2 separate regions of the Homo sapiens genome follow, and region 1 is linked to region 2. Evidence: chromatin loops called from intact Hi-C (ENCODE). Cell type or tissue: PC-9. All regions are shown on one strand. Each heading gives the region's core, and the rest is flanking DNA. Links, peaks and the distances in the headings are about the cores only.

Region 1 (16,353 bases), core at 4,235-12,234, 170 kb before region 2:
TTAGAATATTAAATGTGTTGACTTTTATGGGAGCTAGATTGGGTTGGTGTATAAGAGACATGAGGAGGACCAGAGAGAACTTGGATATGTGAGAAAAGGTGAAATATAAGGCCGGAAGTATTCAAAAAATAATTTTAGCTCTGTGGTCCCATATTCATATTGAGAGATTGCTATAGTCAGGCCTACCTAAGGCCTCTTCTACTTACTTTTAAGCAGGCTTTTTGGGTTTATTGCTGTTGTTAAACACAAATGTGTTGTGGGAAAGCACAAATAATTCTTACCTAAATCATTCTCCACACCACAATTCCACCAAAAGGCACTTCTTTGGGGTTTTTCATTTTGTTTGTTTCACTTATCCCTTAATGGAACAACATCTCTCAACCTCCTAGGGTTGGGTTCTTAAGGCAGTTTAGGACTACTGCTACCCCATCGAGCAGACCATATTGGATGTGGCCTTAACTCCCATCATTAGTCCTTGTCCTGAACTCAGTAGAAAGCTCTCTTCTGTCAGAGTAATTGGCTGAGACTTAGAACAGAACCTGAAGTTTAAGACAACAAACTCTAAAATAATTGTGGAATTACAGTTCCCATAGAATATAGGAAATGCGAGGCAAAGTAATGAAGTCTTTAATTGGATGGGATTGTGAATTATTCTACCCTCTGCATCCTGGGCAGGAATGGCAAGACAGTAGTAGGACTGGCTCTTATCACTGAAAGTTCACCTATATACAGAACCTCTCATTTCCCAATTCCATGTTTCTGGAACTGCATACAAAATTTTGTTCTCTGCAAGATTTGAACAAACTAAGCTAAAAAAAAAAATCTGAGCTTCTCTTTTAATAAAGAGTATAATTTACTCTTTATTAAAGAGTAGAATTTACTCATGGCTGTCCTCCATTTGACCATAATCTGTCTTCTAATGTTACCTCCAGCTATTTCCCAGTACACTTTCTGCTCCAGTCATACATGTGTTAGGGTCTCCTAAACCATCTTCTGTGTTCCTGCCTCTCTAGCTTACCTGATGCCATTCTCTCCTTAGAATGATACTCTGTCTGCCTACCTTGCACTCCCCTTGTTTCTGCCCATCCCAATCTTGCTCATCCATGAAGATTAAGGAAGGCATTCAAGAAGCTTTTTCTATTTTAGTCCATTAGAATCTCATTCATCTTCTGAATTCTTTACGCTTCCACTATTGCTTTAACACTTTCTCTTATGTACGTATATTTGCTCTTTGGAATATTCTTTGACTTTATGAACAATTTAATGACTCTCAATAGACCATAAACACCTTAAGGTAGTGATCTGGCATTACAATTTTGTGATGCAGTAGCTGCTAAACCATTAACTGTTGACTGAATAGGTTGGTAAATCTGCAAGTCAGGGGCAGGCTTGCCCTGTCTGTCTGTCTGTCTGTCTTCTGTCTATCTATTTATCCATCTATCTGACAGGGTCTCGCTCTGTCACCAGGCTGGAATGCGGTGGCGCAACCTCAGCTCACTGCAGCCTCCGCCTCCTGGGTTCAAGTGATTCTCCTGTCTCAGCCTCCCGAGTAGCTGGGACTACAGGCGCACGCCACCACACCCAGCTAATTTTTGTATTTTTAGTAGAGATGGGGTTTCACCATGTTGGTCAGGATGGACTCGATCTCTTGACCTCATGATCCGCCTGCCTTGGCCTCCCAAAGGGCTGATTTTACTTTATTTTTAAAGGAAAAAATGTTGAGTAAGATGGATATTGGAAGAGGTTATTACTTATAACTGGCATATCCTGGTAGTTCATTCACTCTTTGTTCAAATATTTGTTTAGCACCTGCAGTGTATCAGGTACTATGCTAGGCACTGAGGATACACCAACAAATTGTTCATAAAGTCAAAGCCATATAGGAACTCATTATTTAGGTCAGAGAGTCAGACATACAAAAAGGTAATTACAGTTTAGTTACAGTTTAGTTCTGTTAAGTATTGTTAACATATGGGAGTGCTATGGAGCATAAGAAGTGAATGATTAACTGTGTGGAGAGTCTTAATGTTTTTGCCAGGGATAAAAGAAGGTGGAGCGCAGGGATCAGGAGGCTGAGAGGGAAGAGGCAGCAGAACAATTTGTGTAAAAGCATGTTTGGGGAAAGCTTAATATGGCAGGTGTATTTAAGAACTCTAGAGTTAGAGTGTAGCATGATAGTAGATGACAGTAAGTAGATATGGAACCAGGCTGTAAAAAAAGCCTTGTATAATATTCTGAGGAGTACAGACCTTCCAATTAAGCACGAGGAAACCATTGGTAGTTTTTAAGCAAGGATTGTAATATGATTACATTTGTCTGGAGTGGTTATTTTGTGTGGGGACAGAATACAAGGAGATGGGAATTTTAAAGTCTTTCTAATAGTCCAGGAGGAATCAAGGACAAGGGAATGGAGATGGAGACCTTTCTGATTTCTGGTGCTGCCTTCAGAGGTAATTGACCAAAAGTATGAAATGAAGACATTCTACAGGTTTTTAGATTTTCAGTTTTGTTCACCTGCTGCACCTATCTCACCCCCACCACATACACACATACTCCACACATGGCTATTTGTACTAGCTACCAATGATGCCTACATGCATTCCCTTATGCAGTAATCATTAATTGATCCCCTACTATGTGAGACCATTCTATTTTTTCTGATTCTAACTATGGTCTAACTTTGGCCTATGGGCCAAAATCAGCTCATTGCCTCTTTTTTATAAAGTTTTATTGAAACATACACATGTGGCTGGGCGCAGTGGCTCACACCTGTAATCCCAGCACTATGGGAAGCCGAGGATCACTGGAGGTCGGGAGTTTGAGATCATCCTGGCCAACATGGTGAAACCCCATCTCTACCAACAATACAAAAATTAGCCAGGTGTGGTGGCAGGCGCCTGTAGTCCCAGCTACTCGAGAGGCTGAGGCAGGAGAATCTCTTGAACCCGGAAGACAGAAGTTGCAGTGAGCCGAGACAGCACCACTGCATTCCAGCCTGGGTGACAGAGACTCTATCTCCAAAAAAAAAAAAGAAAAACATACACGTGCTCATTCATTTACGTATTCTCTGTGGCTGATTTCACTTTACAGTGGCAGAGTGAAAAGTAGCTCTAGTAGAAACCATGTGGCCTACAAGCCTGAAGTATTTACTCTGGACCTTTACAGAAAATGTTTGCCAATCCCAAACTAGTTAATTCTTACTAGAAGAAAGGAGGGAAGGGGTCTATAATAGTTTCTTAAGGACAGTTGATCTTTGGAGAAGTGGCCTTACTAGTAAATAACTAATTTTTTTTTTCAAATCTAGGGTTGTCCTTACTTTTAAGTGACTATGTTCCAAAAGAGGAAGGTAATATTAGGTACTATTAATCAGGGAACGCTGCTTCGGGAATGTGACTGTAAATTGAATGCTTGGTTGTTGGGAGTAGTAATGTTAAAATGATATGGGAGGTTAAAATATTGGCCTTGCTGATCTAGATGCAGAAGTATCTAGAACCACCTGGACAGCTGTACAGCTTTTTCATTTAACAAAAAGAAAAGAAAAAACTCAGAGCAATATAAAGACGAGATGTAGGTTTAAGGAAACTAGCAGGCTAATGTGGCTAAATTCCAGGCCTGTAGGCCGGGTAATCCTGTGACGAGAATATAAGGATACGTAGCTAGAGGCCGGCATGGTGGCTTGCGCCTGTAATCCCAGCAATTTGGGAGGCCGAGGCAGATCACTTGAGGTCAGGAGTTCGAGACCAGCCTGGGCAACGTGGTGAAACCCCCCCTCTACTAAAAACACAAAAATTAGCCGGGCATGGTGGCACATGCCTGTAATCCGCGCTACTCTGGAGACTGAGGTGGGAGAATTGCTTGAACCTGGGAAGCAGAGGTTGCAGTAAACCAAGGTCACACATGGCACTCCAGCCTGGGTGACAAAGTGAGACTCCATGTCAAAAAAAAAAAAGGATACATAGCTAGAGACCAAGATCTGCTCCAACATACTCCTACTTTAATAATGTTTTTTTGATGGTTGATATATTGAGTAATTGAAAGAATGATAGAAGATTTTATGAATTACATCAGTAGGGTTTTCATGTCTGGCTCATGAACTGATGAGTAGGTGGATGGAATATTGTTTTCACTTCTTTGTTTTAAATTTGTTTCTTTAGGATCTATAGCAGAAAAGCTTTCTAAGGCGAAATTGGGTGAGAGGTCTGTGTGTGTCTCCTCAGTTTTTAAAATCTTTCTTTCTTTCAGGTTATCCTACCTACAAAGAAAAAGTAAAGAAAAGGCCTGGAGGCCGCCCAGAAGTGATCTACAACTATGTCCAAAGACCCTTTATTCGAATGTCCTGGGAGAAGGAAGAAGGAAAGAGTCGGCATGTAGACTTTCAGTGTGTAAAGAGTAAATCTATCACCAATCTTGCAGCAGCTGCAGCAGACATTCCCCAGGACCAGCTGGTAGTCATGCATCCAACTCCACAAGTGGATGAGCTGGATATTCTCCCTATCCATCCCCCTTCTGGCAACAGTGACCTCGATCCTGATGCACAGAATCCAATGCTGTGATGCTGATCTTCCTTGAAACCATAGCATGCTACTCTTCACAGTGACGTTGTACTCTCCTCATTCTGCACTGCAAGGCCACTCTTCTTCATTGTGAGATGCACATAACAATGTTTAGGATATTGCAGTGTAGGCTTTTTTAAAGACCAAAGGTAGCTGAATGGTTTTTTTTTAAATGAGTACAACTCTAGCATTTTGAAGTTCCAGTTGTAAATGTATTTGTTTACCAGTAGGTTTGTGAAATTGGTTCTTTGTATGGGGGATGGTCCTTTTTCACACAGCTAGGTCTTTTCAGAAGTGGTGGAAATTGGCAGCTGGGGTACTTTCAGTTTGGACTGATATTCATCACACCTCAGATAAAATGCAGAGTAATATATAGTTGCACTTTATAAATGGTGGTTAAATGGAAATGTTCAAGCCATTTTATAGTTGTGATGCACAATATAATTTAAGTGCTTCTGTCAAAGTATTCCTCCAGTACAATTTGTATAGTTTGCTGCCCTTGATGAGCAAAAAGTATTTATCTTGGGCTTATCTGAATGATCAGGATGAGATTTAATGCCCATATCTTACCAGTTCAGTTATCTCCAGAGCCATTTCACCCTTTAGAGTGAGTCACATGCAGGGAGTGTGAATGTCAGAGGTGGTTTATTATCCAGTCTGCCTTACCCTTAATCTGTTCACAGATATTTATTTACTAATGCTTTTTTTTTCTTAAGAGTTATGGGATAGGAAAATGAAGTGTTTGCTCTTCATTTACTAAATGATTGTAAACTTGAGTTTTTCATCAAAATAAAATTCCATTGTTTTAATGTTTCTGACCAAATTTATAACCACATTGACCAGATTTTTAGTCTCATAATTTCCCATCTCGGTGGTGTAAGTATTATTAGAAATAGTAGCTCAAGGAACTTTTACTATATGTGTGATGAGGCATTTAAATTCCCTAATTATAAAATGTACTATAAATCAAAACAATATTTATTAGAGCTGAAAAGAGTATTTTCTAGTCCAACTTGATATGAAGGGCAAAATGACTTTACTAGGTCATATAGTCACCCTAAGTTTCAGAGCCAGTTTCTCATACTAGTTCAGTGCTTTTTCCATTATACCATGCTACTTTGCTTAGCAAATTATTTATGCAAATGCTATTCTAAATATTCTGTGGTCCAATTCAAGAAGGGATCAAATATTTAGGTGCTTTAGGACTGGGGTCACTTACTATATAACTGAAGTAGTATTAGAGAGGTGCAGCATTAGAGAAGCCAATTTGTTAAATATAATCTTGAATTTATAATTTCAGAGGATTCGATGTTTGTGGATAAGCAGTAACATCTTTGTTCTCACATAAATTAAAATTGCAACAATTTATAAATGAACTATTTTAACAACACAGCTAAGCTAGTAGCATGGGGAAATTATGCAAGCCCAGAATCGTTATGAAGGCCAGAAAAGCACCACAAATGCTACTGGCGTAGATCATCCTTGAACACCCACTGTAGAAACTTATAATCCAGCCCTGCAACACGTAGGATTTTTTTTCTAATTATTTGAAATGTGAACAGTATTTATAGAACAAGGGAAACATTTATTAAAAATATTTAACTGTCTAGTACATTATACTTTAACCCATATTTATAGTAAAGGATTCTTACAAGGAAGAATAAACGGCTTTATGATACAATTAGTATAAGAAATATCCACATGGGGGACTTCTTTGTAGTGTAAAAACACCATACATCTGAAATGACCATTTGCATATAAAAGCTACCAATGATGCTTCTGTGCACAATGATTAAAAAATTCAACACAAACAGAATCCAAAATATACAATTAATGCAAGCTATCCACAGCTAGCCCAATAATCAATGATGAGGAAACACTGGAGCAGGCTTAGTTCCACTTTGTCTGAAGTTACATATAGTAAGATTGACTTGTATCAATGGCTCTGAGATGGCTTTTATGAAGTCAGTACATAAAAGCTATTCTCTCCTTATCCAGTAAGCTTCACAGACTGTAAAACTCCACCAGTAATGCACTTTGATACTATAGCTGTTGCCAAAGCAACATGTAGTGTTTACAGCGGCCATGGCAAGTCACTAAAGTCAACAGGGCCACCCAGTCCAGCATCTGCTTCCAAGAGGCTCATGATGACAGCCATTGCTGCCTCATCATTACTGGGACTACTTGATCCTTGGTCGTTGTCAATCATGTCTATACCTATGTGGGGGTTCTCACCTGTGGGAGGAGATAAAGACTGGTCAGTGATTTCTTTTTTAAAGCATCTTCAGATTAAGTAAGCAATTCCTAAGCACATTTTTAATAAGAAAGTTACATTTAATGGTAGGGTGAGATGCTGCTTTTTGGGCTGCATGGCTATCTTTTTTTATATCGCTGTTTTTTAGAGGAAAGAACCAATTTTTTAAAAATACGTAAGAAATAAGTGGGGTTACGTTGTGAAGAGACAGCTCTAAGGAATCAAATGATCATTTTAGAAATAAGTACAAAGCGCTTAAAATTTAGTAAATGTTAAAAATATTTGAGTCAAGCTTATTTTAATAATCTGATGTAACCAGTTAAGAGGAGTTACAAAAAGAAAGGCAAATAGGAAGGGAGAGTTTAGGAAAAAAACAGATCTAGAAAGCCCAGGGGAGAAAAAGATGGATGTGATGGGAAAAGCAAACTCTTTTCACTTAATGACTTTTAATACCTTCTGATATGCTTACTAATCACCCTTCTAGGCATTATCTCTGAACCTTCATTAGCCTTCTCTCTCTGAAGAGATTATGCCCCACATGGGAGAAAGCCTATGTCTAGGTAGCTGTAGCCTCCTCTTGAGTTCCAGGCACAAACTTGGACCTCCACCAAAACTCAAATACTGGTCAACTTTTTAGAGATTTAAACAAATTTTAAACTTTTATTCTGTTCCTATCAAATTTATCTAGGATTAGCTTGTTTCACACAGTTCAGTTCTTAAAATTGACTTTATGTAAGATGTTTTGCAAGCTCATTGCAATGGAAACGAATAATGATGCCACTTACCAAGAATAGAAGAACTATCAGAATATGGATAACCTGGGTTCTCCTGAGCCTGGCCTGATAGTAGGCCACTGGAAGGAATGTCTGGAGTCCCTCCATTTAAAATCTACAAACAAAAGGAGGGAAGTGTGAAGTTTGAATCAGTATTATGAGCAATGCCAAAAGGAAAATGAAGCATGGGGTGGGGTGGGGAGAAGCTTCAAATGGCTTCAGTTTTCTATTGGATGATTTCAAACAAGGAACTGTTAGACAGACATGGTCAGAGTAAGAAAAAACCTCTCCCCCGAACTATTCTTTTCTCTCCATTTTAGTGAGCCCACAGAGGCAACTTAAAGGCTGAATAAAATCCCAAGAGCATTCAACTGCCTGGAATCATGATGCCCACATATTTCTTTAGGACCAATGCCTAAACTTCAATGAGCCCAGCTAGACGTTTCCCCTATAAGGGAATAAAACATCTTATAGTGACAGATATTTCTGAAGAAGAAAAAGTGGAGTTAACAAGCTGTGAAGAGACACAGCTCAAGGAGTCAAATGAAGAAAACAGAAGTAAATCTCTTATACTACAGGTGCCAACTTCAGTAACCTGTGGTTTAAGTTAAGACAGGCTACTGGGGAGGATTATTACTACTACTCAGTAAGAGAACTCTGTCTCAAAATCTCCCCCACTCACCCCAGCTGCCTTCCCCTGGCTGAGTCTCAAAGAAGAGCATTCTTTGAGACCTATCTGGATATACGTGAGGAAACAGTTTGGTAGCTGCTGCTTTCAGGAGCAGCAATGATTTCAGGCTTTGCCAGCAGGTGGCATTATAACTTACTTTATTTCCACAGCAACGTTTTGGTCTAGGGACCCTTTTACACTCTTAAAAAAATCATTGAGGACTCCAAAGAACTTTTGCTTATGTAGGCTGTATTTATCAATATTTACTGTATTTGAAATTAAAACTAATAGATTTCTTAAATGTAATAAACCCGCTACATGTTAACATAAATAATGAATAGTATTTTAATGAAAAATAACTATTTTCTAAAACAGTAACAAAAAATTACCAGGCAGAGTATTATCTTACATTTTTGCAAATCTAATGTCTGGCTTAATAATTTTCAACTGGATTCTCATATATGTTTTTCCATTCAGTCTATTTAGATACGTCTTGTGATTCAAGTATATGAAGGAAATCCAACCTCCCACAGATAAGTAGTTGGAAAAGGGAGGCATATTTTAATAGACTTTTCAAATAATTGTATTCTTTTTTGATACCACTTCAAAACTTGACACGTAGAAGTTTCTTAAAGGTGAGTTGCAATGTGGAATCTGAAACCATATCAATGAATGTTTTGTACTCTTTATATCTTGGCACTTAGGATGGATCTTTTACCCTTACATGATTTTGAAATACCTTGCATTGTTTAGTTACAAAATATTGGTTCACTGAGTTATGCAGATCTTCTATATATTGACACATTTCATTATAGAGCATCAAAATATCACTATTATTAATACTCCCTATCTCATCAACAACATTTTTTAAGTTTTAGGAAGATCTCAAGGTCAAAGTAGCAGAGACAAGTTTTCTAAAAATTCCAATTTTTGCTTGAAAGCTCAGATTTTATCATTGGCAACAAATGTCAGTCATTTTCCTTAAAGTGACAGGTTCACTTCATTCATTTCCAAAAAAAAAGTATTCTAAATACCCAAAACCGAATGACCATATACAATAAAAATGGTGTCCAATGAAAATAGTAGCTAGTTCAACTCACAACTTAATCACACAAGTAGTTTTTGAGACAAACATCATACTTTGGTATGCAGCACAAGTTCTGTGTACTTCTCATTTTGTCACAGAGCATTAAAAAGATGTGTGCTTGAGAATTTTATAAAAGTAATGATGGACATTTTCCCTCCCTCCCTCACTCCCTTCCTTCCTTTCCTCCTTCCCTCCTTGATAGGGTCTCACTCTGGTTGCCCAGGCTGGAGTACAGTGGCACAATCTCAGCTCACTGCAGCCTCAACCTCCTGGGCTCAGGTGATTCTCCCACCTCAGTCCCCGGAGTAGCTGGGATTACAGGTACACCACCACACCTGGATAATTTTTTTTGTATTTTTTAGTAGAGATGGGATTTCTCTATGTTGCCCAGACTTGCCTGGAACTGCTGGACTCAAGCAGTTTGCCTGCCTCAGCTTCCCAGAGTGCTGAGATTACAGGGGTGAGCCACTGCACCTAGCCATGATGGACAATCTTAAATGAAACTGGCTTTAAACTATTTTTTTACTGTGAGTGTGTGGTGGTGAAGAATACAATGACTACTAGTATAGTTTGGTGCCACTTGTCTGATTTTTGTAAAATGCCAGCAATTTTACCCAACCGTGCTTTTAGTATGAATAGTGCACATTATCAATACAGGGAAAAAATTAACGTTTTAATGTTATTAAGAAAATAGCTTTAACCTTGCAGACCCTTAAAAGGATCTTGTGCCCCCTCTCTTTCTGGAAAAAGACTGCAGATGACATTTGTAGAACTGCTGCTTTATCTGAATTTTCCTTAGTGCTTCTGGATGTCTGTACTCTCTTGCGACCTATGGAGGCTCACTTAGGCTTCCTTTTTAGCTTGATCCTGACAAACAACTGCAGGCTAAATGGTTCATTTTTGGACCTTCCAAATTTGAAAGTGACTGGAAAGGGCTGGGTATGGTGCACCATTTAATACTGCTGTCAGTTTTAACTGTCTTGTTTAAGCTGCTTTTCTTATAAGTCCTGCTGCCCAGGACTCATCTCGTGAGAACACATCCAAATTTCTTCTCACAGATCCATTTTATAATCCATTCTTCTCAAAGAAAAGGGAGAATTTTCATAAGTGCCTCAAAAATAGCTGGGGCTTTATGATGCAGAGCACAGCTTTTGATTTCTGGTAGTTGTTGATGTGAAAAGAATTGGAAGCCATGAGCCCAGGATTGTAGCCTGGGGGCCATACTTATAAAACGAACGCTGAGGAGCCTGGATCTTGTCACTATAATGTTGTGAAGGTGAGATGAGACAATGTATATGAAAGTTCTTTGAGTAATATTTAAGCCTATACTGGACTGATAACCTTTCAAAACCAAGAAGTAGAATCCTTGGTAATACCAGGAGTCAAGTCAAGTGCCTAAAAGTTAACTTAAGAAGCAGAGACTGGAAGACCACCCTAAGAAGATGGTGGATCCAATATGCAGGAAGGACCTGGAGGTATAACAGAAGAACAGCTAAGAAGACAGCTGGCAAGCAGTGTGTGTGTTGTGGGCAGGGGGGCGGGGGTCACGGGACACCAAGCTCAGACTTCATCTGTCAGTGGTATTTTGGGCCAAGCACTTTCACATATATTATCTCACAGTAGGACCTCGTGCAAAGATGCTGGCTACCCTAACCATTATTAGCTCCATTATAAAGAAAACTAGGGCTTGAAAGTTGTACAAGTTCACATAACTAGCACATGGCAAGGCCAAGCTTCGAACCCAGGTCTTACTTTGTAGTCTTACCCATTAATTTGTTAACTTTCAACCTTTTTTGGGGGGAGCAAAACGCTTTTTCAAATAGAAATGTTTGCAGAAGATTCCTGTATAAAAAAGAAGTATTGCTGCCCTTGTAGAAGCAGGATTTCTACTCTTACCCTCTCTCCTTAGCAACTATCCCCACGCCCATCCCACCTGGTAACACCACAGCTCTTGGTAACCTGAACAAACCTCCGAGGAGCTCAGTTTTGAAAATCCTTGCCCTGCTTTTGATGGTTTGTGCCCTAGGAGTCCTGCCTATGGAAATTCCTGATATTCTCTCTCTCTGTTTTAGGAGATGGGGAAAGGAAGCCATTGTGTCCAAAATGATGGCCTTTAAACTGTCCTAAGCTCTACTGGCATCAGGCAATATAAACAGATTTATAATTTACGATTAAGATGGGCCTAGGCTTATAAGTTCTCCAGCAAAGATGAAAACAAATGACTGGTTCCTAAACCTATTTATAGTGTAGTCTTATAGCAAGCTCTTCATGAGGGCTGGTGATTGATCCACTGCTTGGATCCAATGCTGTCACACCAATGGAACCCCCAGGCAGCAGATCCCCAAGTATTCTGCAGCTATAAAGCATGGCTTGATTTCCAAAGCACTGCTGGTGGCATTGCTGTTTCCATTGCCTGCCCTAGACACTAATATTTTCTCCCTTGAAAATTCCTGGCAGAAAATGAGAAACTTTTCTATGTGAGGTACTCAATAATCTTTCCCTCATGGGAACTCTTGAATTGCTCCCTCAATTAAATGAACTGACAGTTCCCCATTCCTTATTCTTTCTCCCTTCTTCCACTCACATGGAAGAAAGCCTCTGAGGATGTCAGCAAGCCTCCCTAGCCCTACCAGTATGCTTTGTATCCAGCCTCACACAGATGCATTTACTTCAAGGAGGAAGTAGTCCAAATTGTTTCAGCAATCGCAGTTGCAATTCCATACTCCCACCCCCAACATTTCAGATCTTGGGCAAGAGGTTCTCTAGCTTAGGCTAAGAATCATCAGTCTTACCTTCTTGCCTCCTGGAGAAGAGGCATCAGGGGGAGGCGTACTCGTGATGTTCAATGGGCTGGAGCCACAGCTAGAAGGCGATGACCCTCTTATCCTGTCAGAAAAGAGAATTACACTGCCTTTTCTTTTTTCAGTGGAGTGTATGTGCTTTGTTAAGGGGTAAAGGTGAGAAAGGGGATGAAGATCTAGATTAGGGTTTGGCAAGCTTTTTCTGTAAGGGGCCAGATAGTAGGCTCTCTAGGCCATATGGTGTCTTGTCACAAATGCTCAACTCTGCCTCTGCAGCTTGAAAGCAGCCACAGATACGAATCGGTGTGGCTGTGTTCCAATAAAACTTTATTTACAAAAACAGATGACAAGCTGGATTTGTTCTACAGGCACCTGATCTAGAATGCAGTCCCTAGAGTCAAGCATCTCACTGACAAAGCCCTTGGATTGGAGTTTGCATTCAGTTGGTGAATTTCAAGTAAGTGGCCAGTTTTATTTCCTCACAGAATCCAGGTGAATTGGAGGAGAACTTCTAAGATCAACCTCCATCTTTGATCCACAGAAAACAATTTGTCCCCTTCTCCACAAACACTGTTTAGCTAGTGAATACTCTTAGGACATGGACGGCACCAGGGTCTAAAAGGTAGCCTAGTAGTAGTGACAGGAAAAGCAGCCTTCGAAGGCAGTGGTTGATGAAAAATGGGTCCAGGCCTTTCTTATCTAGCATATCTCTCAGAAGATTTATAGAAGGGAAGACTTAGAACTGTAAATCCACCTAAATACTTGTCAGGCTGAAGGACCTCAGGAAAGAATCCATCACTTGGCATTGCAGCTACAGTTTAGGGAGAGTGTGATGGCAGTTGTGTAACCACAGGACTCTCAGCTCCTACATGGATGAATGTAGCTTTTGGGTGACCCAGAGACCACTCCTCCACCACCCAGAAGTCTTTTGGTTCTTGTACTGCCTAGTTCTCTAGATTTATGAGTGAACAAGTTTTCTTTCTGGATTAGAAGCTTCTTAACGGCAGTTTACAACTACATATCATGTATTCTCAGCATGCACAAACGGCTGCTAATTGCTTACGGAAAAATTGCTGAGTGTCCCCCACCTTTCTCTACTTATGTCTATGAAACCACTATTTTCCCAGGTTTCTCATCTTGGAATTGCTGTTTCATCATTCCTGATTTCATCTTCAAACGCTAGACCTTAGATGATTGATTTCTCTTTTGGCAGTGTCATCTCTGTAGGATAAGGCCTCATTCCTGAGTTGTCAAACATGCCCACCTTCATCTCTCCCTATTCCAATGCAACTTCCACAAAGCGTAACACAAGACTTTGGATGCTTGTTCAGCATCCTACAACAAATGGGGTCTTACAGGTTTCTTCCAAACTGCACAGTATCATTTCTTGTGTTTCTTAATCGCCTATCATAGCTCTGTGTCTCCTTCCTACACAAAGCCTGCCCAGTTAGGTAGCTTGTTTCTTGACCCTGAATTTGCCACTCACATGCCCACTCAAGAATAGCCCTGGCTTTTCTAGAGGGAACATCCACTCTTATTGCAAACCCTGGCTAAGGCCAAGTTCAAATCTTTCCTCTTTTGCTTGCTTTGGCCCATGCACCCTCCCTTTTTCCTGTTATCATAAAGAAAATAGACTTATAAAAGATTTTAAAATTCTTGAGGTCAAGGACTGTTTGATACTGTTCTTGGATGGTCTCAAGCAAAATACAGGGTATGCAAATGCAAAGTATAGGGTTTGAACCTGATTACACTGCACACTACCCTCATGTCTCCTTCCTGATGCAGAAGTCACACCCACTAATCCTGTGGGGTTGGAAAAGAGCTGTGTTACCTATAGGGGGATAACAGCCCCTTTATGGCCAATTGGAAAACAGGCCAGCCTCTAATTCTCCTGAGAGAATCCAGCGGCAGCAGTGTTTTCTTCCTTTTCTTATGTTACATTAAGTTTCGTTCTGAAGAATCTGGTTACCACCTTCTCTATTCCCCAAATTTGGACAGACTTATGATAACTGCTTCCCTCTCGACTGCTCTTAAAGACAGATTTAATTAATTTTTAAGCACTCACTATATGTCAGGCTGTGTTCCTGGAACTTTCCTGAGTGCCCTCACAATCCTAACACAATTCTTGGGAAATAGTGCTTTCTTTTTATGGTTTAAATCAACAGAGAGCAAGAGGTTAAGTAAGTCTCAGCATAGCCAGGTAGAGAGACAGGCCCAGGACTCAGACCCAGGTGGACTGCTTCTAAGCTCCTTCTCTTTCATATGGAAAGGAAGTCTCTCCCAAGACAGCTAGTAATAACTAGCTGATCTGCTTGGTTTCTAGTACTAATCCTGGGCAGCTCTTTGATTGAAAAAAAGTGAATGTTTTGTTAAGGTCCAGATCACTCTGATAGTTCACAGCTCTACTCCTGCATTCCTGTAAAGTAAAGGTACATCTATCCGCACTGAGAAGCTCCTTGAGCCATAAGAAAGTTAAGTCTTCTCAAGAATTCTCTTTAGCGCTGGGCTATTTTGGTTTAGCTTCTTTATTTAAGGCAGGATTTCTTAATCTAGGCACTACTAACATTTTGGATTGGATAATTCTTTGTTGGGTGGGGAGGAGGGAACTGTCCTGTTTACTGTAGGATGTTTAACAAGCAGCATCCCTGGTCTCTATCCACAGGATGTTTAAGTAGCAACCTCCCACCCAGTTGTGAAGACCAAAAATGTCTCCTGACATTGCAAAATATTGCCTGGGGGAAAAAATTTCCCTGGGTTGAGAACCACTGGTTTAACAGAGGAACTAGAAGGTGTTACTTGCCTGTGGATTTCCATGATTTCCTCAGCAATCATTCGGCCTATTTTTCCTGCCCCAGCCCGGGTTCCCCCTGGAATCCCTGGAACAGTGGGGTGGGTCCTCTTTGGGCCACCTACAACAAAGGAATCTGAGAGTAGGAAAGGGGAAAACTGAGGAAGAAATACTATTATGTATTAAAGTAAAACCAGTTTATCCCATGATCCATTTGCAGTTCAACATCAGAGTTGTGCCTTGAGGGACTTTAGGGCTACAGCTTGTCAGGAAAAGGCATTCCAGCAGGGAAAGGCTCAAGTTTCCTTCTAGGATCTGAGGCCAGTTTTTTCCCTTCATACAGCATCTAATTCTTTCCCTTCATGCACTGAAAAAAAACGTTTATTGAAGACCACTGTATGTGCCAGGGTTACAGAGACAAGTCCCTGCCCTCAAGGAGCTCACAGTTTAACAGGAAAACCAACAAGATGAACAATGGCTAAAGCAAAATGTTGTAAGTTTGACAGGCAAGCACGAGGCAACCAACTCATCTGGGGCCAGGTGCAGCTTCTGGAGCAAGTTAACCCCGAGCTGAGTCTTGAGAGATGAATATGAATTAGCTTGGCAGAGAGGTAAGGAGGAGAAAGCATTCCAGGCACAGCAACCAACACGTGCAGGAGCACTGAGGCAGGTTAAAACTTGGGAGACTCCTCCAAGGAATTCATCATAAATGATGATGAGAGCATGATAGATGAAACTGGGGCAGCAGGTACCAATCCGATCATGAGGGGCCTCTTGGATGCCGTACTAACGAATTTGGACAGTTTCCACAAGGGAATGAGGAGTACCAAAGGACGATACACAGAAAAGGCACAAATGAGAACTGGGTTATTAGAAAGTCCACGGCAGGGAGAATGAACTACAATGGAGGATGGGGTGGGGAGAGGGGGACTAGAGTTGCGAAGTGATTTGCAATAATCCAGGCAGCAGATGAGGAGGGTGAAATAGCAATAGTGGTGACGAAGTTTAAGAGATAGAAGGTTCAGGACTCCGTGTTTAGATATAATGGGGGAGAGACAACAGCCAGGTTTCTGGCTTAAACAACCAATCAGGTAGGGGAGTGCAGAAAATCAGCTTGGGATATTCTGAATTTCAGGTGCCTCTGAGACTCCAGGTGGTTCTGTCTATGAGGCATTTGGAGAGACAGATCTGGAGCTCGGGAGAGAGACTGGGCCAGGAGATGTGGATGTGGGAGTCATCGATGGGGGCTGCAGCCATGCATGTGGGGATGGTCCCAGGAAGGATGAGTCCAGCGTGGACAGCAGGGGCAGGGCCAAGGCTGAGCCTGAGAAGGGAGCCCAGTGGGTATGGTACACACCCTGGTGCCGAAAGACACCTGCCTGCCAACCACAGGAGTTAGTGACAGTCACGAAAGAGCACTTCACATC
Region 2 (16,353 bases), core at 4,801-12,800:
ATGGGTAATCCATATGCATGATACAAAATTGGAAAGATCCCAAGAGTAGACAGTGAAAAGTCTTTTTTTTCCCCCCTCTCCTGAGCCCTGATTAATCTCTGTGGAGGCAACAGCGTGTGGGGGAGATTGGGAAGAGGAGATAGGAGTCAGGCACTCGGCTCAGGTGCTGGTGGAAGAGCCCAGGAGGGTGGTGTGGAAAAGAATAGAGGAAACTGGCATGACTGTGTCAATGAGGAGGAGGAATGGGAGGAAACAGGAGGTGTAAAATATCAGAAATGGAGGCCTCATGAGTGGAGAGTCCGTGATGAGAGGAAAGTGATGAGCCTGTTTCTTTTTTTTTTTTTATTAAAAAAAATCCTTTATTTCAAATATTTTTCTCTATTGTTTTCTACTTTTTTAAAATTTTGCTCTAAGTTCTGGGATACATATGCAGAATGTGCAGGTTTGTTACATAGGTATACATTTGCCATGGTGGTTTGCTGAACCCATCAACCCATCATCTAGGTTTTAAGCCCCTCATGCATTAGGTATGTGTCCTAATGCTCTCCTTCTCCTTGTCCCCCACCCCCCAACAGGTTCCAGTGTGTGATGTTCACCTCCTGTGTCCATGTGTTCTCATTGTTCAAATCCCGCTTATGAGTGAGAACATGCAGTGTTTGGTTTTCTGTTCCTGTGTTAGTTTGCTGAGAATGATGGTTTCCAGCTTCATCCATGTCCCTGCAAAGGACATGAGCTCATTCTTTTTTATGGCTGTATAGTATTCCATGGTGTATATGTGCCACCTTTTCTTTATCCAGTCTATCATTGATGGGCATTTGGGTTGGTTCCAAGTCTTTGCTAATGCAAATAGTGCTGCAATAAACATATGTGAACATGTGTCTTCATAGTAAAATGATTTATAGTCCTTTGGGTATATACCCAGTAATGGGATAGTTTCTAACACAGAGGTTTTATCTGTGTTCATCAGGTGAACTCCCATTAAATTCCTCTTTGGGCACCTCCTTGGTGAAGTTTTCTTTATTCTTCTCTTCAAAAGTTAAACCTTACTGCTGTGCTTTGACATACCTCATTTTACAACTTAGTTCACCATGTTGTCAGTATCCATTATGCTGGGCTTCCCTCCCAGAGTGTCTTTCTCACTTCTCATTTTCACATTTCTGGCACCAACAATAATAATAGCAACAATAACAGAAATTATCTCATTAAATCCTTTCAATTACCCTGTGAAGTAGATACCTATTGTTTGGGGGCCTTTTGTTTTTGTTTTTGAGACAGGGTCTCTCTCTGTCACTCAGGCTGGAGTGCAGTGTTCCAATCACAGCTCACTGCAGCCTCAACCTCCTGGGCTCAAGTGACCCTCCAACCTCTGGAATAGCTGAAACTACAGGCACACACCAACACTCTAGGCTAATTTCTGTATTTTTTGTAGAGACAGTGTTTCACCATGTTTCCCAGACTGGTCTCGATCTCCTGACTTCAAGCAATTCACTCATCTCAGACTCCCAAAATGCTGGGATTACAGGTATGAGCCACTGTACCTGGCCTAGATACCTATTGTTAGCCTCATTTTACAGATGAGGAAACTAAGACATAGAGAAACTAATTGTCCAGGGTGGCATTGCTGGTAGTTTAGCTTTGGATTGGTATCTGAGCATTCTAACTATAGAGCTTACACTCTGATCCTCCAGTCACACCATTTTGATAAGAATGATTACATTTGGGGGACATTTAGGGGAAACGAAGGACTAGACAAACCACCTTGGGAGGCTGGTCTCATTTTTATCCCCTTTTTGCCAATAAAAACAAGTCTTAAGTCATGCCCAAGAAAGGAAAAGGGTCTGGATCCATGTCCTCAGACTCTCAGATACTGTTCTCTACTCCCAGCGTATGTGCTCATTAGATATCTATAAAATAAATATATGAATAAAATAAAGGAAGGAGAGAGTGGGTGAAGGAAGAAGAAAGGAGGAAGAGGAAAAAAGAAGGAGCAAAGGAAATAAAGGAAGGGAAATCAAATAGAATACTGCACTCAGCTATCTCTTAAACTCAATCAAAGCTGGCTGGTAATGCAAATATTGTAATTCACACAATGTACTGAGTGAACATTTTGAAAGAAGATTCTAGGAGTGAAAGCTTTAAATCAAATGAAGCCTCATTAATGTGAAACATCAGAACATCACAAGCTGATGGGGAAGTGCTTGAGGATAGCAAGGACTTCCCAGATCCCAGGTATAGAAGTCAGCAATAGATTTACTCCTGCAAGTCTGATACAATTTCTTGGAATAGCAAATTACATGAACTGTTGGTTACTTCAAAATCACCCGCAACCAAGAGGTACCTTCTTTTAAAGCATTTCTTGGTGTTTGCTTGTCCTTAAGCTACACCATTAACCTCCTCTATTATTCTGTGACCCAAATGGATCATCAAGATGAATGAAAACTCTAATTTTTTCACGGGGATTTTCCTTTTTTTGGTCCTGTAGACACCGTGTGTATCTGTGTGTGTGCATGTGTGGGTATTTTCTGTGTTTCTCTGTTGCTGCCTGCCTCAGGAAGAGACACTTTCTGCAAGGTAGGCAGCCCTGCTGGCGGTACTTTTCTTAGGTTAATCAAGCCATGCCTTGTGGATTTTTCTACCACAGACAGGAAGGCCTCAGTTTAGCATATTGACAGTAACCATATTTTCCAAACCCCAAATAGGGGCAGGGTGTCTGACCAAGGACGGAGTTCTGCTTATGAATGTAGTCATGTGAACTTCTCAGCAAGGCATAGAAATGACATCATCTGTCATTAGCCATTTTATGAATTGCCTTTATAGAAGGTAAAATGGCAGGACATTGGGTGCACCCAAGGGCACAGCAGCTAGCGGCCCTTGGACCCCTCTCTGGAGTCAGTGATCTTTGTGGATCTTTAAGGATAGCCAGTGATCTTTAAGAAAGTTCAGTCCCAGACAGGGGGCCTCTCTGCCCCACAGACAGAGCTGGCTTTGGTGACACGGCATTGCTCAGGATCCCTGTGGTTATGAGCTCACCCTTGGGCCGCCGGCTGGTCTGCTGCAAGCTGCCAGCCTCTTGGGCAGTGAGTCAGCCATGGGCTGTCACTCCATCCTGCTAAGCCTCTGAACCCTCAGAAACCTCCCCAAACCCAGCACTGCAGCCTGGAGCACCACAGGGAAGCCTGCCCTGCCCAGCCCAACGGCCATCCCAGCTTCCCCTTGCTCTGGTCCCTGGCAGGCAGGGAAGCAGCACTGGATGATCAGAATTCAGAGCATTGTTGAGAAGCCCCCTTGTCACACCCACAGCAATCCCACCCCCACCAGAGGAGGCTGCTGAGCTTGAAGGGGACTTGTCGGCACACACAGTGTTTCTTTGAAACACTCCAGAGATTTCACTGAATTAACCTCCTTTGTCCTTCACAGGATTCCAGTGAAATTAGTCAGCCTTAATGGGGAGCATCTCATCCTACTTCCCTTTCTGCCTGGGAGTACACCCACTAGCTTCTCCCTCCAAACCCTTTGTTTTTCAGCTCTCGATGGCTCTTAGGTCTATGAGTTAACTCTCACGGGACCACACTGAATGCTGAGGCAGAGGCCGGGGAATATGCATTGAGGAGTGTTTACACATTTTATCCCACTGAATCTTCACCATTGACCTCAGATAGGAATTTTTTTTTTTTTTGAGACCGAATTTTACTCTTGTTGCCCAAGCTGGAGTGCAATGACGCCATCTCCGCTCACTGCAACCTCCGCCTCCCGGGTTCAAGCGTTTCTCCTGTCTCAGCCTCCCAAGTAGTTGGGATTATAGGTGTGCACCACCACACCCAGCTAATTTTTGGTATTTTTAGTAGAAACGGGGTTTCACCATGTTAGCCAGGCTGGTCTCAAACTCCTGACCTCTGGTGATCTGCCCACCTTGGCCTCCCAAAGTGCTGGGATTACGGGCGTGAGCCACCCTGCCCGGACATCAGGTGGGAATTTTTATCCCCTTTTCTAGATGAAGAAACTGAGGATCAGACAAATTATGTAGCTTGTTCAAAGTCATAAAACTTGTAAGTGGATCAGAGATTCAAATTTGAGTCCGTATGACTTTTTCACCCCTGCTAATTCTATTAATCAACAAATTGGCAAAGGAGTTGTTTGGGGAAAATCTCTTTCTCACAATATTTTTGATTTTTGTTTTTGTAAAAAATTAAAAATTTCTTCCCAAAGCCCTTCACTTTAGGAAGCCTTCTAATTGACTCCATGACTCAGTTCTCAGTCATGGAGTGATGGAGTGATGTTTGACAATGTCATGACGCAGTGTTACAAACTGCAGGCAGGGTGCGGTCACCCGCTTGACCAAGCATCATACCAGTGGGGATAATGCAGAGATCCTACAGAAAGATGACCATCAGGCCCATTACATTTGCTTTCAATCTTTTAAGTTCAAAGAATAGTCACTTCCCAAGTTGATCCCATCTACCTGCCCCTCCACCCGCACTGCCTGACCTCCTTCTTGAGCTCTTCTACCCTGGCCTCCAGTTTCTCTCCCCTGTGCTCTTTTGCCCATACCCTTCTTGCTGGAATTTTCCAAACCAAAGTGTACCTATATAACATCATCTTCTGCTTAAAAACTTTCCGTGGCTCCCAAACCTATGGGAAAATGTCAAAACCCTTCAGTGGATCCTACAAGGTCCTTCTCACTTGGCCTCTTGCCCAGTACCATCTTCAGATGTTTCCCTCTGTGCACAAGGTACAACAGGCTGGCTGGCCCTAAGGACACCACACACCCCTCTGCTCTCTAAGCCACTGCAGAATGTGCACCAGTCTCCAACTGGGTAATACTTTTTCAGGCCTCAAAGCCTCAGTAGATAATCTTTCTTCTACCTGGAATGGCCTTCTCTCCAGGTCTGAATGCCAGCCTCCCTCAAGAGCCAGCTCAAATGTCAGCTCTTCTGAGAAGATATGCATTCTCCATGACCCATGGTGGGGGTGTGGACTGTGCTCCCATCACGCTGAATTAGTGTCTGTCTTCCCCAGGAGGCCAGCAGCCCTCAACGACAGTGGCAGGATTCACTGGTGTGTTGCACTCAGGCCTGAACTGTGTAGCAAGGAATTCACACTATTAATAGTAAAAGCACCAAAGTTTTCAAATGAGCTGCTTTTGTTATAAACTGGAGTGGATTCAAGGTTATTCTTATAATAACGTCATTTTCACTCACTTGCATGTTTTCCTGAGTGGGCGAGAAAGGGGTGGGGTTGCAGCTAGCTTGCTAATTGTTCCAAATGTTAAAGAGAAAAGATTAAGAAAGGATGAACAGCTCTCGAGATATATTAGTGGGCTGTGGATAATATGTAATGCATTAGAGGTGCTCTATTCTCTGCATAGAGAATGTCTTTATCTGTGTGTGTATGTGTGTGCACATGCTTGTGTTGGGGGCAGGAGTGTTTAAATGATCATGTGTTACAAAAACATCCCCAGGCGAGAGCAGCAATTATTCATACCATACTGAACATTAACGAAGATTAAGATGGAACCATGTGGAAAATACTTGATGTCCTGTTAAGAGTGGGGAAAAGGCAAATCTCAAACTATGTGTACGTTATAAGTACCGTACGTAAAAAGTCAATTCAAATCTGGAAGGAAGGCAAGCTAAGAAACAATGAAGCTCTGACTTGTAAGATAGTAGGATTGTGGTAAGGTTTTTTAAATTTCACGGTTTGAGCATTATCTCCATGTTATTATAGACTCAGCTTCTTGAGTCTACCGTCACCTGGGCTGTGTATGTGGTCAGCAGTCCTAACGCTGTTTTCAATCTGTCTAGCTTTGATGTTCCTAGAGCTTCCTAGAGTAAGAGACCACCCCATCTGCAGCCAGTAGACCTGTGCACACACCCTCCTTGAAGAGACAGTTGATACAAAATCTTCAATGCTGGCCGTCCCTGTTTTAATCTGCCAAAAACCCAAGCCTAAATCCTCTCAGCTATCCCTTCCCTAATGATGCATCCTTTTTAAAAATTTTTTTCTTATTTTCTTATTTATTTATTTATTTTTGAGACTTGCTCTGTCACCAGGCTGGAGTGCAGTGGCGCAATCTCGGCTCACTGCAACCTCCGCCTCCCAGGTTCAAGTGATTCTTCTGCCTCAGCCTCCCAAGTAGCTGGGATTACAGGCACATGACACCACCCCCAGCTAATTTTTGTATTCTTAGTAGAGACGGGGTTTCACCATGTTAGCCAGGATGGTCTTGATCTCTTGACCTTGTTATCTGCTCCCCTTGGCCTCCCAAAGTGCTGGGTTTACAGGTTTGAGCCACCGTGCCCTGCCTTTGCCCTAGCCCCTGACCTACAAAGCTCTTATGACTGAGCCCTCTGGAATTGCTTGTTCCATAACCACCAAACCACCCCTAGATCTTCAACTTTTTCTCTGCTCCTTCCTGATACAACAGGCTGGCTTGCCCTAAAGACACCATGCATCCCTCTGCCCTCTACAGCCATAGATTGGAAGGTGTTGTCACTGTCCGCCTGGTTCCCAAGTGCTGTATCCACAACATTGTTTCTGTAACCACTGAGGATCATGCTGTTTTGCTCTCTTGTCCTCCATGTTGCCATCATCTTCCTGCCCACCACCACCTTTATGCCACGGAAGACTGGAGCACCTCTCTTATGGTCTTCCTTTGCATCTGTTTCTTCCATTTCCTTCCCTGTGAAGCTCCTCCAAAAAGCTGTCTCTCCTTACTGTCTCTATTTTTCGTCCTCTCTCCCTCTCCCCTCAGCAATTTTGTGCAGGCTGCTGGTCCCACAGTCACCAAAACAGCTCCAGGTCACGTCACTGATGACCTCCATGTCATGAAATTTAAGGGACATTTTTCTGGCCTCATATTCCTCGCCTTCTCAGCAGAGACTGCCAGTGTTGATCATTTACTCCTACTGGAAACGTTCTTCCCTCGGCTTTAAAAATGAAATGTTCTCCTGGTGTCTTCCCTAGTTTTCCTGTATCCTTTGCAGGCTTACACGTCCCATTCTCATCATCAAATACTGGTGTCCCTCCCTTTTCTTACTCTGTAATCTATTCCTAGGTGATCACATCCTCACCCACAGCTTCAGATATCTGTAGAGGACCTAGATGATTGTATTTCCAGACTCAACCTCTTCTCTGAGTTCCAGGTGTGCAGATCCAGTTTTTGATTTGATATTTTCATTTGGAAATCCCAAAGGCAGCTCAAACTCAACAGACCCCGAACCAAACCCATAATCTTTTACCACATACCTCCTCCTCTTTCAGAGTTCTCTGTCTTAGAGGGTGGTACCACCGTGCATCCAGGTGCACAAGCCAGAAACCTAAGAGCCATTGCTGGTATCTCCTTTTTTGTACATCCTGTCTTCAATTTACCACCAAGGGCTGTTTCTTTTCCCTCCTAAAAGTTTCTCAAGTTCACTGTTTTTCTTGATTTCTCTTGATCTCCAACAAGTAGAAGCCTTCGTCCAAGTCAACATTATTATTTTCAAGGACTATTGCTATCACTTCTCAACTGGGCCATCCTGTATCTAATCTGAGTCCCTTCAGTCCAGTCTCGAGAGAGCACCTGTGGTCATCTTTTTGAAGTAGCTATCTAATTATGTCATCCTCTGCTTAAAACCCATGATGACTCTTCATTTCTTTTAGGACAATGACAAAACCTTTACTATTGCCTATAGGTTTCCTCTCGCCTTTCCGCCCATGTCATTCTCTCTTCTCTAGTCACTCCAGCCTTCTATCCCTTCTTCATACTCCCCTATTTTCCCCTTGCCACAGGGCCTTTGCAGAGCACTTCCTTCTACCTGGAATATTCTTCATACCCCTGGTTTAGTCAACTTCTACTTATGCCTCATATATCATTGCAAGCATTACTTTATTAGGGAAATCTTTCCTGATTTCCCTAAAAAAGTCAGGTCACATTTATCTTTTATGAAGTTTCATAACACCATGCATGTACTTCTTCATGGCACCAATAGCAATAGAGAATTATATTATAGTGTCATTATTTGAGTAGTGGTTCTTTCTCTCACTGACAGTAGAGTCCTGGGGAGGTAGGAATCATGTATGATTTTGAATTAACATTGAGTCTGTAGCACAATTAGTACTTGAGCACCCAATTAAAAATAACAGCCTCCATCATTCTTTTTTTAATAGTTTTCTTTTTTCTTTTTTATAATCTTTTATTCTTTTTTCATAGCAGTTATAATCACTTGCCATATATGTGTGTATGTATATGGCAATAATATATATGTATTTATTTCCTTTGTTACATTGAAAGCTTCATAAGGGCAGAGAATTTGTCACTGATTTATTTTTTCCCAGCACCAAAAACAGTACCTGGCACTTGATGGTCATTTCATAAGTAGTTTTTGCATATGTAGCATTTAATAAATATTTGTTCAAAGAATAAATATATTTTGTGTAATAATAATAACAGCCACCCTCACCAGCAATATGATGGTACTTAATTAGCCCACCTAGCTTTATGCAATTGTATGTCTATATTTTCCATAAATTTATTATGTAAAGTTATAATAATTACTACCAAATTTATCAAAATAACTACATTAATATACAAAATTCAACCTTTACTATAGTCAGTAGTCAAGGTAACTTGTTTATCTGCTCATATACCCTTAAAATAATTTATGAATCCATTGCCCCAGAAGAGGAAAATCAAATAATGATGAACATCCAATCCATGATTGCAGTTAGATCTGTTAAGGAATTATTATCTGTCTCCTCCAGGGTAAGTGTTCTTTTGATCAGCCCTGCTACATTTCCCTTCGAAGAGGTCTTATGAATATTCACTGCCACTGATATGAATGGAAATGCTCATTTTCCTCAAAAAGGAAGGCAGGTTGGCAAATAACAAAATTGGCCATAGTAAGGATGGACTGAAGAGGGTGGAGGATGGACTAAGAGGGTGAAGGATGGTGGTTGGAAAGGCAGATGTCTAGGACTTGAAATCCTCACAGGACTGCCTTTATGTCTTGTACTGCAATCAGGCAGGCAAAAGAGTGGCTTGGGATGATGCTCCCAGCTTCCCAGTTTCTCCAAATCCTTACCTCTGCGGCTTCCTTCTGCAGTGGCCTAAGAAATCTAGGTTACTTGTGCCACCTGCTGCCCAGATTGTGGATGACTTGCTGACATGCATACACACCTCTTGGGATTTTGTTTGTTTGTTTGCTTCAAGCAATTTTTACCCAGCTCACTCCTTATCCATGGCTTTCTGACTTTCTTGTTTTCTTTTTTTTGTTGTTGTTCTTTACAGAGATAATCAAGGTAAACTGACTTTCTCCTCCTCTTGTCCTTGGAGCACACCTTCTGAGCTATGAATATACGTGAAAGCATGGTCTGGGAGGGTGCTTTGGAAAAAACTGGGGCTCACAGCTTCCACATGCTGTTCTCATTTCTGACCATGTTTTAACCTCTTGTTTCCATTCAATGCACTAATGGCCTTGGGTAGGCCCTGCTGGAACAAAGATGAATGAGACGTGATTCTGCTCCCCAAGGAGCTCATAGACTACTGGGAAGGGGGAGTGTAGATACATAAACAAATAATTAAAATTCAATGTTATGATAGGGACAATACAGACACAGAGGGAGATGTAAAGTCCACTGATGGGAACCAGCAGAGCTTTGGAGAGGAGATGCTGCTTACCTACTCTCTGAGGGATGGGCTGGGGTTCAGAAGGTGGAAAGGAGGACTGGCGTTTTAGGGAGGTGGAATGGCATTTGCAAAAGTAGCGGGGAAACAGCCTATTTGGGGAGTAGTGAGAAGTAATTTGGTAACCACTGTTAACATTTTCTCATAGGTCCTTCCAGGCTTTCTGACATGCATTTTCCTGTGTATATTTGTGAATGGATGAGTGTGTGTGTGTGTGTGTGTGTGTGTGTGTCTGTGACTTGCCTTCATTTCACTAAACATTGTATGTTAGAAGTCTCTCCGTGTCAGTAAAGAAAAGCTCCTTCATTTTTTAAAACTTCTGTAGTGTTCTATTGTGTTGATCTATTATAGTCCCTCTTTAATAGACCGTTTAGGTAGTTTCCAGTTTTTCACCTCCTATGTGTATCTTCGTGAACCAATGTCTAGAGAGGAAGTTGCTGAGTTAAAGGGTACCTACATTTAAATATTGACTGCTATTACTTAATGACCTCCAAAAAGGCTTTACCAATGTATACTCTTCATGGAGTGGCTAAAGTATGTCATGGCCTAGTAAGTCTTTCACATTTTCCCCTTTCTGCCTTAATCCATGGCATAATTTTCCTCTCCCGAAAATAATGATCCTGACAGCAATCCTACATGTATGGAATGAGTTGCCCCCATTTTACAGATGACAAAAAACGGAGGATCAGAGGAGTTGGGTCTTATCCACAGTGCCCCAGGGAGTCAGAACCAGAACTAGAACTCGGGCCTTCAGAATCCTAAAGCTTTTTCTACTATGTTGCTAGGCAACACTTCTCCCTTTTGATTCTTGTGCCAATGCTACTTGTTGCCATGGTACTGCTGGGACAAGGAGCAATAAGTTGTAATTAAGCAGTGAGCTAGAATCTTTGCTCCTAGCAGAAAAGGTTTTGTTTTGCCCTTATGTGTGGGTGGACAGGAGATAAGGCCACCAGGGCTGCACTTGGTGCAGAGAGGGGCAGTTGGAAGAAGCCAGCTGATTATCATGTAGGTTTCATGTGAGGGCGGATGTTCATCTTCACTTTGCCCATTTGAAACCATGTTTGCCCAGAAATGCCTGGATGGGGGTGCTGTGTGGGGTCCCTGCCTAGACACTGGCTTGTCAAAAATCAGCATCCAACTTCAGTGTGTGCCTTCTCAGTCTAGAAGAAATAGGGGCCTCGTTGTTAACAGCACCATTCTGGAATCAGACAGGTCTGGGTTCAAATGCTGGTTTTGCCGCTTACAGAAATTTACCAACATTTTCTGATTCTCAATTTCCCTGTCTGAGTGGGGACAATCAGGGTGACCTCGTAAGGTGTTCTGTGTATTGAGTGAGAAAATGGGGCTAATCACTTAGCCAAATGCCTGACATTAACTACCATTTGTTAAGCGATCAGTGCATGTAGCCAATGCTAGCGTTTTATTTTTATCATTCACCCACCCGTTCTTCTTTGTATGCTTTGCAGTAATCAAAGGGTTTCCAAAACATCTTTAGTATTCCATCACTCAGTGCTGAGTTGAGGGATTACGAAAGCTCATCATGTTTTTCTCTTTAGACAAGAACACTCAAAAACAGATTTTCAAAAGATTTGATGTAGTGAAGTTCTGCACCTCAGAAATGTGTGTTATCTGCCCCAGGAATGAGTCATCGGTAGTAGGAGGAAAAGTGAAACTGTTTTTCAAAGGCGACACAATGGAAATTGCACAATTCAAATTACTGCAATTGCCTTTTCAGCTGAATCCAAGGAAATGTTTTGTTTTTTTTTTTTTCAATTCATTCAGTTGACTTTTTGAACACTTCTTATTTGTCAGGCCCCATGCAAGGGGTGAAAAGATGAATAGAACATGGCCCCTGCCCAGGGAGTTCACAGTTTAGTAGGGGAAGAGGAATTTGAAATAATTACAGCAATGCGATAGCTGCTGTGGTGAGGTCTGTGGATGGCGTTGCGGGGACACTAGAGCAGGAAGTCCTTAACTCGGGGAGAGAGGGAAGTCGGGAGAGAGAGGAATATCGGGAAACACTTCACAGAGCTGGTATCAGCTGGGCTAAGTCTAAAAAGATAAGGGCAATCAGCAGGCAGAAGGCACTTGGGCAGAGAAAATGGTGGGGAAGCGGGAGAGAGCACGGAGCCTTCAGATCTGGGTGGGGGACAAGGCTGGAGGAGCAAGCGCCTGCACCCACAGGCCTGGCCCTGTGCTGCATAACTCACTCCTTCTAAAAGCACCCCCTGCTCCCTCCCATTCTTGCAGTGCTCACTACTTTCCTCCTGCTCCTCAGGTTTGCTGTCTCTGCTCCTACCCGGCCCCTCCTCCCCTGCATTCTTACCCTGGGCTTCATCTTCTTTCTTCCTGTCACACCTGAAACTCCAAACCCTTACCTTTTACATCCCTTGCAAAGATGTTCCAATGATCCTCGATGCTACAGGGTAAATATTTCACTTGTTCTGGTCTTTTGTGCAACCCTCTCATCAGGCATAGAACTTAATTCTAGATTTGCACCCATTAGAATACGAATCTCACCCCAAGGCAGCCAGGAGGAGCTGTCTCCATTGCAAACGCACTGATTCCTTTATTCCTTCTCCTAGGTGTGTCCTGAGGACATGGCTCAGCTACTAGACTTTTTTTTTGGTTTTTGTTTGTTTAATTCTTTGTCCTTTAGAGATAGGGTCTCTCTCTGTCACTCAGGATGGGGTGATCACAACTTACTACAGCCTTAACCTCCTGGGCTCAAACCATCCTCCCACCTCAGCCTCCCGAGCGAGTACACTTTTGATGCGGGAGAGGCCTCGTCATTTGCAAGTGAGGCAGAGCAGTGCCACTTCCAGCTGACCACGTGGCCTAGGAGGTAAAGACCTAGGCCATCCAAGTATGTTGGGGTTCCAGCTGTGTCTGAGGTGGGGATGTGACTTTGTGTTTCCCCACCTCTGATTAGTGGGAGTGTGCCAAGGTGCCTTTCATTGTTTCTCCTGGGACAGAGAATCAGACAGCTACTACTCCACAGAGTTCTCGTTGCTGGCCCAGGCTCTTCTTTGGAATGAAACTGTCTGCAATGTAGATGCAATTCCAGGAATAATTATAAACCAATCCACAATGAACTGTCCCTGAAGACTGAGATGCCCAGGTGCTTGTGAGTGGCTGCTGGTCTGACCATTTGGATGCCTCTCTGAATAAATTTACCCTAGCAGGGCCAGGCTGCATGCATCATTTTACATATTGCTTACTATTGTGAAAACACATTTTTATATTCTGGCTTTTTACACTTAATAATACGTTAATAAATTTTTCCATCTTGTAGGCTTTCTAGTTGTCATATTTAATTACTTCATAATATTTAGGTGAGTGAATTGATCATAATTTACTAACCTTTCGGCCCACAACTGAATATTTAGGCAGGTTCTAATTATTTTGTTAGTGTGCTTAATACTTCGAGGAACATCTTTTTGTTTATGTTGATTAATCTCCTCAGGATAAATTCCCATGAGTAGAATTTCTAGTTCAGGAAGCCTAACCAACACTTCTGGAATGCGCTTCCATTCTCATCTCACCTAACCGCTCTGGTTTTATGCTTGATTAGTTACTAGAATGGGATAGAAGGAAAAAGGAAGTAAGCAGAGATTCTGGGGTTCTTCCAAAAGTCAGGCTCACTTAGATATGGGAGACTTGGGGCCACCAGATAGCTGTGTGGGGAGACATGGTACTAAGAGATCAGGGAGAAAGACACACATCAGAATGACACAGAGATAACCATAGTCTCTGAATTAGTCAGAAGAGGCTAACGATGGCAGCAAATAGCCCCAAGCTTTAACTACAAGGAATAAATTTATTTCTTGCATAGGGATAGATGGGGCAAGGGACCTTCATTCAGGCTATTTCATACCGAGACATCCCCCTGCTCTGGGTCAGAGGGATCTTCTCCATGCAGATGGGGAAAGAGCAAGTATCACACTGGGGAGATTTCACGGGTCAGGCCTGTTAGTGGTCTACATCCCTTCTGTGTAAAATCCATTGTCCAGAACCCAGACAGAAGTCCTCACTTGAATGCAGAGAAGGCTGGGAAGTATAATTTAGGTATATGTCCAAGGTGGAAGAGGAGAACACAGATACTGGTGCGTACAAGCGGTCTCTGCTGGAGTCTTTTTCAAAATTTAGCCAGTCAAGCCTGAAAACAGGAGAAGCTGGGCAGTAAACAGAAATGGAGCTTTGCTGCTCATACACACTTTGCATGCAAAGTAATGCAAATAGAATGTGCCTTTCCAAATTTTGGCAGTTTCAAGCAATAGCTGCAGTGTCGCACAGTTCTTGGGACTTCTCCCCACTTCCCCCACCATCTGCACAGGAAGTGAAACACAAAGGGTCACATTTTACTTTTGTGTGGATTTCAGGGCAGGCCAGACGCTGGTAATACTGCTTGCTAACCTTCACTGCTTCCCCCTCCCTCTCTACAGCTTGGTTCCTTCAGTTCTTAAGTTTGATCAGGTACTTCCAGCTTCAGATTTTTACTCTTAATTTTCCAGATTCCTGACCTCATATCTTCTTTCTTTTTTTTTTCCCGATGTTTATTCTGCACTAACTGTTGTGCTGAGAACTTTATAAAAGTAATGGGAGGAAAGAAAATATTGCTGCAGTTTCAGGTTGTTAGCCTAGTATGGTGACAGAAATTCACTAAGGGGGAAAAATTGGCTAGGTGCGGTGTCTCATGCCTGTAATCCCAGCACTTTGGGAGGCTGAAGTGAGCCGACTGCTTGAGCTCAGGAGTTCAAGACCAGCCTGGGCAAAATGGTGAAACCTTGTCTCTACAAAAAATACAAAAATTAGCTGGGCGTGGTGGCGTGCACTTGTAGTGCCAGATACTCAGGAGGCTGAGGTGGGAGGATCACTTGAGCCCGGGAGGAGGAGATTTCAGTGAGCCGAGATTATGCCCTGACACTCCAGCCTGGGTGACAGAGCCAGACTCTGTCCCCCCCACCCCAAAAAAAGTCCTTTTGTTGAAGACACACCTTAATGGATTTGTTTGCCTATAAAAAGTGAAGGTTTTCCTGAGCAGAGAGGGAGACAATGAATTGCTGTGTATGAGAGAGTGAAAAGAAAATAATAATTTTGGAATTGGAGTTGTCTTCTACTGGGTCCTTGAGAAGGTACTGGTGACACAGTAAAGAAGGTAATGTTTTGAACCTGGCTATGCATTAAAGTTACTGGGGGGACTTTGATTTTTGAGACTTAAAAAAAATAAATTTTGAAAACAAATCTGGAAATTGTACAAATCGTACATGCATAGTCTGATGGATTTTCACTCACTAAGCGTGCCTGTGTAATCATCCTTTGGGTAAGAAGGTAAATATCACTAGTACCCAGGTGTCCCCTCCCAGGTGCTGCCCTACTCCTTCAAGGCAACCATGACTCTGATTTCTAACACCATTGATAGTTCTGCCTGTTTTCGAATCACATGTAATGTATTGTTCTTTTTGTTGGATTTCTCTTTTTTCACGTTATTGTTGTGAGATTCAACCATGTTGATACAGGTAGCAGGAATTTGGTCACTTTCATTGCTGTATAGCATGAACACAGCAAGAATGTGTAGTATGGGTATTCCTCAGTTTATTTGTCCATCGTTGATGGACGTTTGTGTTGTTTCCAGTGTTTGGCTATTTTTCACACTGCTGTTATAAACGTTCTTTAAAATTAATTTTACTGTGATAAAATATATATAACATAACATTTTCTATTTTAATCATTTTGAGGATATAATCCAATGCCATTAGTTACACTCACTATCTACTATCTACTTCCAGACATTCTTTTTTTTGTAACAACTTCATTGAGATTTAATTCACCATTACATAATTCATTTGTTTAAAGTCTAAAATTCAATGACTTTTAGAATATTCACAGAGTTGTGCAACCATCACCACAATCAATTTTGGAACTTTTTTTAATCACCCCAAATAGTATAGATACCCTGTATTCATTAGCAGTCACTCTTCATTTCCACCCACCAGGCCCTCCCAGCCCTAGGCAACTACTAAACTACTTTCTGTTTTTATAAATTTGCCTATTCTGGACATTCCATGTAAATAGAATTATCCATTATTAGGTCTTTTCTGACTGGCTTCTTTCACTTAGCATAACATTTTCAAGGTTCATTCATGTTGTAGCATGTGTCAGTAAGTACTTCAATCCTTTTTATCACTGAAATGTAGTCCATTATACGGCCAGATATACTACATTTTATTTATCCATTCATCATTTGATGGACATCTGAGTAGTTTCCAAGCTTTGGCTGTTATGAATAATGCTGCTATAAAGATTTATGTGCAAATGTTTCTGTGAATATGTTTTCATTTCTCACTCTTGTTTTTTGTTAGACACAGGGTCTCACTCTATTGCCCAGGCTGGAGTAGAGTGGTGTGATCACAGCTCACTGAAGGCTCTAATACCTGGGCTCAAGCAATCCTCTTGCCTCAGCCTCCTAAGCAGCTGGGACTGCAGATGTACACCACCACACTTGGCTAATTTTTTTTTTTTTTTTTTTTTTTTTTTTGTAGAGACAGGGTCTCACTATGTTGCCTAGGCTGGTCTCAAACTCCTGGCCTCAAGTGATCCTCCTGCCTTGCACTCACAAAGTGCTGGGAGCACAAGCATGAGCCACTACACTTGGCCTGTTTTCATTTTTCTTGGAGATATACCCCTAG

Evidence for each region. A loop is a pair of places that touch in the nucleus more often than their neighbours do. Peaks named below come from ENCODE experiments on the same cell type or tissue, not always from the same donor. Only the 100,000 strongest peaks of a DNase experiment are listed, where the experiment ranks them.
Region 1: a loop joins it to region 2, with 10 times the contacts of the local background. A loop is called at or near these places in 16 of 110 quality-filtered maps.

What each region holds. Positions count from the first base shown.
Region 1 is chr11:13,377,031-13,393,383 of GRCh38, reverse strand. BMAL1 (basic helix-loop-helix ARNT like 1) reads right to left here. Exons shown (of 20, transcript NM_001297719.2): 17 at 14,939-15,047; 18 at 12,130-12,223; 19 at 7,593-7,695; 20 at 6,118-6,788. The coding sequence ends at 6,628. BTBD10 (BTB domain containing 10) reads left to right here. Exons shown (of 9, transcript NM_032320.7): 9 at 4,243-5,376. The coding sequence ends at 4,553. Among named protein-coding and RNA genes, the nearest start is that of BTBD10, 78 kb to the left of the region's middle. In PC-9, for the core only: a CTCF peak has its summit at 8,387 (motif pointing right); no DNase peak of the experiment used is centred there.
Region 2 is chr11:13,203,296-13,219,648 of GRCh38, reverse strand. No RefSeq gene overlaps it. Among named protein-coding and RNA genes, the nearest start is that of BMAL1, 66 kb to the left of the region's middle. RefSeq lists an enhancer at 11,844-12,401. In PC-9, for the core only: a CTCF peak has its summit at 9,121 (motif pointing left); DNase peaks (open chromatin) are centred at 6,368 and 11,368; H3K4me3 peaks cover 1,314 bases; H3K27ac peaks cover 3,329 bases.